2 separate regions of the Homo sapiens genome follow, and region 2 is linked to region 1. The links are chromatin contacts, found by Hi-C or POLR2A ChIA-PET in ENCODE. All regions are on one chromosome and are shown on one strand. Each heading gives the region's core, a stretch centred on a gene start or an enhancer-like site at or near the end of the contact. The rest is flanking DNA. Distances are from core to core; before and after follow the strand shown. Region 1 has its middle 33 kb from the start of DAPK1. Region 2 overlaps DAPK1 (death associated protein kinase 1).

What was found. A loop is a pair of places that touch in the nucleus more often than their neighbours do. ChIA-PET counts read pairs that join two places held with the same protein, here RNA polymerase II (POLR2A).
Region 2: a loop to region 1 is called in a map of OCI-LY7, with 2.7 times the contacts of the local background. The contact joins two enhancer-like sites. A Hi-C loop is called at or near these places in 1 of 168 maps with a recorded cell type or tissue (OCI-LY7). POLR2A ChIA-PET finds 5 or more read pairs at or near these places in 2 of 52 experiments (Panc1 and activated T-cell).

What each region holds. Positions count from the first base shown.
Region 1 is chr9:87,462,657-87,466,617 of GRCh38, reverse strand. No RefSeq gene overlaps it. Among named protein-coding and RNA genes, the nearest start is that of DAPK1, 33 kb to the left of the region's middle. RefSeq lists enhancers at 682-731, 1,573-1,812. Within about 2 kb of position 2,222, at least 4 of the 41 ENCODE cell types and tissues checked have a DNase peak (open chromatin) inside an H3K27ac peak, as active enhancers do.
Region 2 is chr9:87,638,466-87,642,426 of GRCh38, reverse strand. It overlaps DAPK1 (death associated protein kinase 1), which reads right to left. Exons shown (of 26, transcript NM_004938.4): 5 at 2,944-3,073; 6 at 2,729-2,777; 7 at 2,612-2,638; 8 at 1,977-2,129; 9 at 1,580-1,625; 10 at 369-458. Among named protein-coding and RNA genes, the nearest start is that of CTSL, 86 kb to the left of the region's middle. Within about 2 kb of position 1,911, at least 6 of the 41 ENCODE cell types and tissues checked have a DNase peak (open chromatin) inside an H3K27ac peak, as active enhancers do.

The DNA.
Region 1 (3,961 bases), core at 973-3,472:
TTGAGTGACTTTAAGGCTATAAACATTGATCTTCTCTTAGACCAGTCACATTTATGTCTGAGTAGTCAAATTTAGAGGTGCTAAAGTTTGTGTGTTTATGTAGATAATCCCCCATGCTTGACATCGATCTGAGCGCATTAGTGAGCCCAACCATTTATTATCGAAATGGAGCCAGGTCTCCTATTTTAGCTGCTCTGTAACACGGTGTTTCAGTGTATTCATGGAAGTCACATAAGGTGTTTTTTAAAGTTCACTTTGAAAAATTAAAATGAAATTAAGCTTAAACTGTTGCTATCTTTTAAAAAGTTGTCCAACAGCGACTTGATCTGGTCTTATGGAAATGACATATTTAAACCAGAGGAAGGGACAATATTTTCATTGTTTGGTTTTTGTGTCTTCGTTGGTTTTCAGAGCTATGTTTATGTGTTGCATTTTGCATTCCCTTCACGGTGAACTTGACCTGAAAATTTTTAGGGCAGCCAGGTGTTAAACTTTTTTTAGCACCATGCAAACTGGTTTCATTCTTCCAAAACAGGTTTTTGCTTTGGAGTATAAAATGACAAGGGAAATGCATGTAGCCAAGATCCTTATTTGAGCTCATTCGCACTGGTCTAGACCCGTCCAGTGAGCTGGGGGCAGGTCTTGAAGGTGTGATTTGCATGAGCTGATTTGCATCAGGCCTGTGTATTGTTAAATAAAAGATAAGGATGGTTATCTTGGCCTGGAGGAAAGAGAGAATTGGGAGGGTGTTTTGGTGCTGGGTCTCCACCTTCCTGGCTCTGGTGGAGACATTGGTGCAGACTGCCAATTTAAAATAGTCAAAAAGGTCAGAATCTAGTTTAAAGAGAGTTTATTCAAGTGCAAAAGTTAAGGACTGCAGCTGAGAAGACACTTCCAAGTTGCCTTGGGGAGTGCTTCGAAGAACAAAAGAGAGGCTCACATTTTGTTTTGTTTTGTTTTGTTTTTGTTTTTGTTTTTGTTTTTGAGATGGAGTCTCGCTCTGTTGCCTAGGCTGGAGTGCAGTGGCACTATCTCGGCTCACTGCAAGCTCCGCCTCCCAGGTTCACGCCATCCTCCTGCCTCAGCCTCCCTAGTAGCTGGGACTACAGGCACCCGCCACCACACCGGCTAATTTTTTTTTTTTTTGTATTTTTAGTAGAGACGGGGTTTCACCGTGTTAGCCATGATGGTCTCGATCTCCTGACCTCGTGATCCGCCCGCCTCCGCCTTCCAAAGTGCTGGGATTACAGGCGGAGGCTCACATTTTTTAATGAAAAAAAAAAATCAGGAGAAGGGGCTGATTACTAAAGTTGTTTGTCAGGAATTCTCATTGGTTTACAGAAATAACATTGGTTAGTGATTGGCTATACACTTTTCAACTATAGAGTGTATGGCATTTTATGACTACTTGGCCTCAGGCTCTAAGAGGTAATTATTTAGCTCAAAGGGGAGTGAGATGACTGCTGTTAAATTTAAATGTGTTTCTGGGCCTGATAATTTGAGAGACTTGCATTCCTCAGATAAAAGATTTTTCTTTCTCAAGACTCAGCTCCCTTCAGCTTCAGGTGACAAATTGTGGCCCAGTATCAGCCAAGCTTTCTCCCCAGTCTCCAGAGAATGCATCACCAGCTATCATTGAGGCTTGACACCATTGGGAGCATCCAAGAGAGTCTTGGGAATGGACTTTGACCTTCCTCTGATGGGCACCGGCAGCAAGGACAAGGTCCCCAAGTATCATCAGAAAGCAAAGAAAACACCAAACGGAAAGGAAGAGTGTGGGGTGCACCCCCTTGGAGAATGTGGCTGAGGCCAGATGTGAGAGTTCACAGGAGACACCAGCAGAAACACAGACATAACTTGTGACATTTTTCAGTGTTCTAAGACATGTCAGTTCAAGACTGGGCTTTCCCCATTCAACCACTCTACTCACACTCATGTGTGTTATAGACAAATTTAAACTGGAATCTCTTTGATTCCAGAAAGTTGATTTACATTGCAACAGAAATGCTTGTTTAGCTGAATAGGTCCCTAGGTAGTAAAGGGACTCCACACAGCATTATTTCTAGTGAAGTCTTTGATTCACAGAAAGATTCTTAGAAATCTTGCATCAGAGTGTAACAATAAAAAAGAAACTGTTCGGATTTTCATGCAGGAAATGCTCTTGGCCAGCAATCACCCTCAGGAAATTTTCAGAAATGCACGTGATGCCCAGAGAAGTGTTGTTTTGGGAATACCTAGTAATTAGTTCCAAAATCTTACCAAACAGCAGCACAGGCCTATAATTTCTATGTAAACTCAGCTCACTGTTTGAGTCATACTATGTTTCTTTTTTAGCTCAAGATTTGTCATCCACTACAAAAACCTCCTTTCGCTATACAAAATAGACAGCCACTCGAAATTGCTGGAGGGAAAAGCCAGTTTGCACAATGGGGGTGGCATGTTTGGGTGAGAAAACCAGAGACTCGGAGTCAGGAAATGCCAGTTCCTCCCTTCACTCCTGTGACCTAGAGCAAGCACCTTCACCCTTGAGAGTCTGGCCTTTCTTTCTTTCTTTTTTTCTTTTTTTTGAGATGGAGTCTCACTCTGTCACCTAGGCTGGACTGCAGTGGCGCGATCTCAGCTCGCTGCAACCTCCGTCCTCTGGGTTCAAGCGATTCTCCTGCCTCAGCCTCCCGAGTAGCTGGGATTACAGGCACCTGCCACCATGCCAGGCTAATTTTAATATTTTTAGTAGAGACGGGGTGTCACCATCTTGGCCAGGCTGGTCTTGAATTCCTGACCTCGTGATCCACCCACCTTGGCCTCCCAAAGTGCTGGGAATGTGTGAGCCACCACGCCTGGCCTGGCCTTCCTTTCTTGTAAAATGAGAGGGTTAAGTCCAGGTTCGTAGTCAATAACTACGTGTTCAGTAACAGATTCGTACCAGGGATTTCCACAAACTTTCCCCAACCCAATCACCACCACTTCCTTTTAGGACTAAGATTTTCAAGGTCTGCTTCAGTCTTCATAGCTTTACATGTCTGGGAACTTATGTCTTAAATTTTTTTGTAAGAAAATTATCCTGTGTGTAATGGAAATGGAAATATTTCTCTTGCTAACCTGATTTCAACCTGCTGAATATAAATATTCACATAACACAGCATTTATAAAATAAAAATCACTCATAAGTATATCTTTCAGCAGTAACCACAGTTCATATTTTGGTGTGGCAGCATCTAAACGTGTTTCTGTGGAGATCCACACACATTCATTTATCCTAGGGTATTTTCAGAAGTCTTCCTAGTCTCCATCTGCTTTTTTTTCTTGTTTGCCACATGTTATATGGATATCTTTCCATGTCAATATGAGATCGTTTAATGTCAAGAAATACAGATGAAGTCATCATTTTCATGTTCAATGGTTTGAGAACATTCCATCATGTAGTTAAATTATAATTTCTATAACTCTTCCCTATTGGTGGACATTGAGGTTGGTTCCATTTTTTTTTTTTTTTTGAGACGGAGTCTCGCTCTGTTGCCAAGCTGAAGTGCAGTAGTGTGATCTGGGCTCACCGTAACCTCCGCCTCCAGGTTCAAGCGATACTCCTGCCTCAGCCTCCTGAGTAGCTGGGACTACAGGTGTGTGCCACCATGCCTGGCTCATTTTTTGTATTTTTAGTAGAGATGGGGTTTCACCATGTTGGCCAGGTTGGTCTCGAACTCCAGACCTCATGATCCGCCTGCCTCAGCCTCTCAAAGTGCTGGGATTACAGGCATGAGCCACCAAGCCTGGCCTTTTTTTTTTTTTTTTTTTTTTAATGAAAACAAAGCTAAGAGGCCAGGCTTGGTGCTCATGCCTGTAATTCCAGCACTTTGGGAGGCCGAGGCGGGCAGATCACTTGAGGTCAGGAGTTTGAGACCAGGCTGGCCAACATGGTGAAACCCTGTCTCTACTAAATAAACAAAAAATTAGCTGGGCGTGG
Region 2 (3,961 bases), core at 662-3,161, 180 kb before region 1:
CCAAGGTACAGCACAAATGTAATCTCATGCTGCTTACCACAAAGAATGAATTTATTTAAAATGTGGCTTGTAGTATTAGAAAAAAATTTCACTATAATTTTACAGTGCTGCTATAAAAATTTGCACTGAGAATAGTTTTGATGAAAACAACACAAAATTACATTTAATGGTATCAGTTAAAGTGACTAAAATATTGTTTTTGCTTGTTTTTCAAAATAGAGTAATGGTGCAGAACACTACAGGGTGGATTAAAAAGAGGAAAGGATGTATCTTCCATATTACCAGTATCAGAGGAGATGCACCCTGACCACACACTACTCTACACAGGAAACAGAATTTGTTAATCCCTCCACAACAAACAATCTTACTTTCCATTTTTTCCGGGCTGCAAACTTCTTGAATTTCTCCATGTTTACTGCTGATGCTTTTCTACTAAGTGCCTGTTGTGTATCTTTAGGCTAAAATAAAAATCCAAGAAAAAAAATTAAAGCTCTCAAATTATGAAAATGTGTTATATGACAATTTTTTGAAACATCTCCTTATTCAGGATGCTTACACATTCACCTTATTAAATTAGCATAAGAAGTTGGGATAACATGGAATACCTAGGCACCTAGTCTTAGCGGGCTCACTCTTCTATCTCAGGGTTTCGTATCATCCATGGACACTGGGGAGAAGTAGAGCTTGGGGTCAAACTAAATCACAACTTTCCACACTGATAGTTTGGGAATGGCAATATTCATGGTGAGGCTATGTTATGAGGCATTTGAACTTGGGTATCATCAAGTAATGTAGAGCTGAGAGGGATCTCAGAGGTCAGCAAAGTTAGTTTGGCCTATAGCAGGAGAATTCCTTGTATTGTATCTTTTTCAGTAGATGTATTTAGCTTTTGTCCTCCACCTCTGGGAGGAGGAGACACCATAGCTGGCTAGGAGAACCCAGGTAACTGCTGGGAACTTGCACAGCAAAGCTATTTGCCCCCAGAGCCTGATTCTGTGATGTTCACTTCTTTATTTCATGATTTTATTCTGTAACTATCATACTTTCCCACCCTTAGCCCTTTCTGCCCTGGATTGAAGATACTTTAATCCAAATGTCAACCAGGCCAGGCAGGTAATGTAAAGGTGTAATGTTCCAGGGCGCCCTGTTCCCTAGCACCAAGGCACCTGTGCCACTTCCCAAGGCCACGTGGAATGAGGGCTCAGTGTCAGCAGATCTTCAGATTTCCCAAGAGAAGCTGGAAATCCAGATTTGATTGATATTTACATGCTGGAATCAACATAAAATGTTAAATACACTGTTTGGGCCAACACCCCACAGGTCACTCCAAACACAGTTGTCGAGTGGGCTTGACCTTCTTCAGTTCCTGCTCTGTGCTCGCTTATTCCTCTCTCCCCACCTCTGGGATCATTAGTATACAGTCTAACCTGTCAGCTTTTCTTAAGATACGATGCAAATAGCAAACTTAACACTCCAGGTGTGACCTGTGGTTAGCAGTACTCTATGATACATGAATACCAGGGTGCCCAAACCAATCACATAGAAAGTGATCTAAACAGTTTCGTAATATGCAACTCACCTTGATCCAGGGATGCTGCAAACTATCTTGAATTGTCATTCTCTTCCTTGAGGGGAGGGGGAGAAGAAAAAAAATGCTGTGACCATAGCAGCAAATACTAAGGTTGTTTTCATGCTGGCTGGGCCTGCCAAGCAGATACTGTGGAAAATGCAGTTCAGGGAAGAAAGCCAAAAACAACATCGGTCTTTTTGTGATTATTTCACTGTGCCTGCAGGGACTGACTGAGTGGGGGCAGAGGGCCCTGCTTGCATTTTCTGAAGCGTTTCACATGGCATGCTGCCCTTTGGCAGATGAAGCAAGCAGGGTCTGAGGAACGTGGCCCTGTGCATGGAACAGACACAGGCTCTGGGCTGGCTGAGGCCGTGGCCAAGCACCTTTCAGGAACGTGGACACTCACTTTGGATCCTTGACCAGAAGTCTTCTTATGAAATCTTTGGCTAGGGCACTGGTATTACTGAAGTATTCATCCTCAAATTCGTAGTTGACAGCGGATACATTTGCTAACGTTTCTTGCTTAGTGTCTCCAAGAAATGGGGAGGCCCCACTTAGGCTGTTAAAAATAAAGTTGGGCATAGAACATTAATGATGACCCCTTGGTGTTGTCATTTTGCTCCTATAACATCTGGAGTGTGGAATAAGATTATAATCTGGTGCTCGAATAGTCACAGTTTGATTATATTTCATAGGGCTTTAACTGTCAGGAGCAAATGCTTCAGCTTCAGGCAAAAGGATTCACTTAACAAGTTAATCTGGAACAGCGTCTGGTAGTTTAAAGGAAACCTGTTTTCTCGGCAGTGATGGACAGCTATGCTTTCTTTCAGTGATTATGCTACAGTTTCTGATGACTCATTTCAAATTAGGAGAACATGTTTAATTAGTATAAACTAAACATGTTTTGGGGGTGTAAAATGAATATGTTTGCATCAAAAGCATGCATAAGCTGAAGAGATCAACACAGCACATTTAATGGTTAATTAAACCTATGGTCTCATAGAAGAGAAGAGAGTATGAGTTGTGAATTCTGATACTTACAGGATATAGGTTATTACCCCGATACTCCTAAAAACAACACAAAACAAACAAAAAAACATGTCAGAAGAATAGTCAAATAAATCAGAAAGCAAACAACACCAAGGACATACTCCTTACCACATATCTGCCTCAAGACCAAGAGGTTCATAGTTGACTATCTCAGGAGCTAAGAGGAAACAAACACTCATTTAGCTTGGGAGGAAGCAAACTAACCGATTCTATCTTCATGCAACAACCAGGAACATGTAGCAGGGAAAGAATCTTCTAGCAGGGGAGGTTTGCCAGAATAATGTTTATGAGACGTAAATGACCACAGGAGCAAAGAAACTTACCGACAAACTCTGGAGTCCCAAATATGTTTTTAAATTCATTTCCAAAGTCAATTTTATGGGCCAACCCAAAGTCAATGATCTTGATCCGAGGTTTGGGGACATTTCTATCCAAAAGCATTATGTTCTCAGGCTTGAAAAAAAGAGAGAGATAAATAAAAAGCTATGATATGTTATGCTGAGGACAAGATGGCAGAATAGTTCTTCTCTCCAAAAAAAAAAAAAAGGCCAAAAAGTAGGGAAGAAAGGGTGGTTGGAAGAGAACAGCAGGAAAATACATGTCTTGCTCTAGGTTCTCCCTGAAGCAGGCCTGAGACAAGGATTCGGATGCAAGTGGGTTATGTGGGAGGGGACACCAGGAAACACTTGGTAGAGAAAGGAGATACAGGAAACAGAAGGAAGCTGCTACGAGGTGTCCTATCAAGTGGGGGTAACTGGGGGAATGGGAGAGGAAAAGGAGAACTCAGTGTTATTCCAATTGTAGCAGGAGGGAGCTGGGGTCTTTATCCACCATTTCTCCATCCTCCATGGCTGACAGTTGCTTCTGTGGACATTTTTCTTTTGCATTTCCAGCTCCCAGGGCCAGAAACAAGATGCCAGGAAGAGTCACAGGTATTTGCAACAAGCCCTCTGTTAGGATGTATATGAGTGTGTGCTTTTGCACATTGTTTGTGGGGCCAGCAGGGACATGAATGGGACATTGACAGCTCTGCTACAGAAGAATGGGGAAAATCCTCCCTCCTCTGAAATCCTATCCCAGCTCTACTGGTCTGAATCAACTACTCGGATGGAGCACGCGCTGCTTTACCAGACCACCTCTTCCTGCCTTGAACTGGAACTTCCCACCATTGCCACTTCCTATTGCTCCTGTCGTGTCTTCCCTTCCCAAAGAGACCACACCTCTGTCATGGCTGGGAGGACGGCTTACATGCCCTTTCATCTCCAACAGCGTCCTGCATCCAGCCAGGCAAATGCCCCAATTAGCCAATCTGAGTTTGGTTTGCTTGATTATTGGTGACAG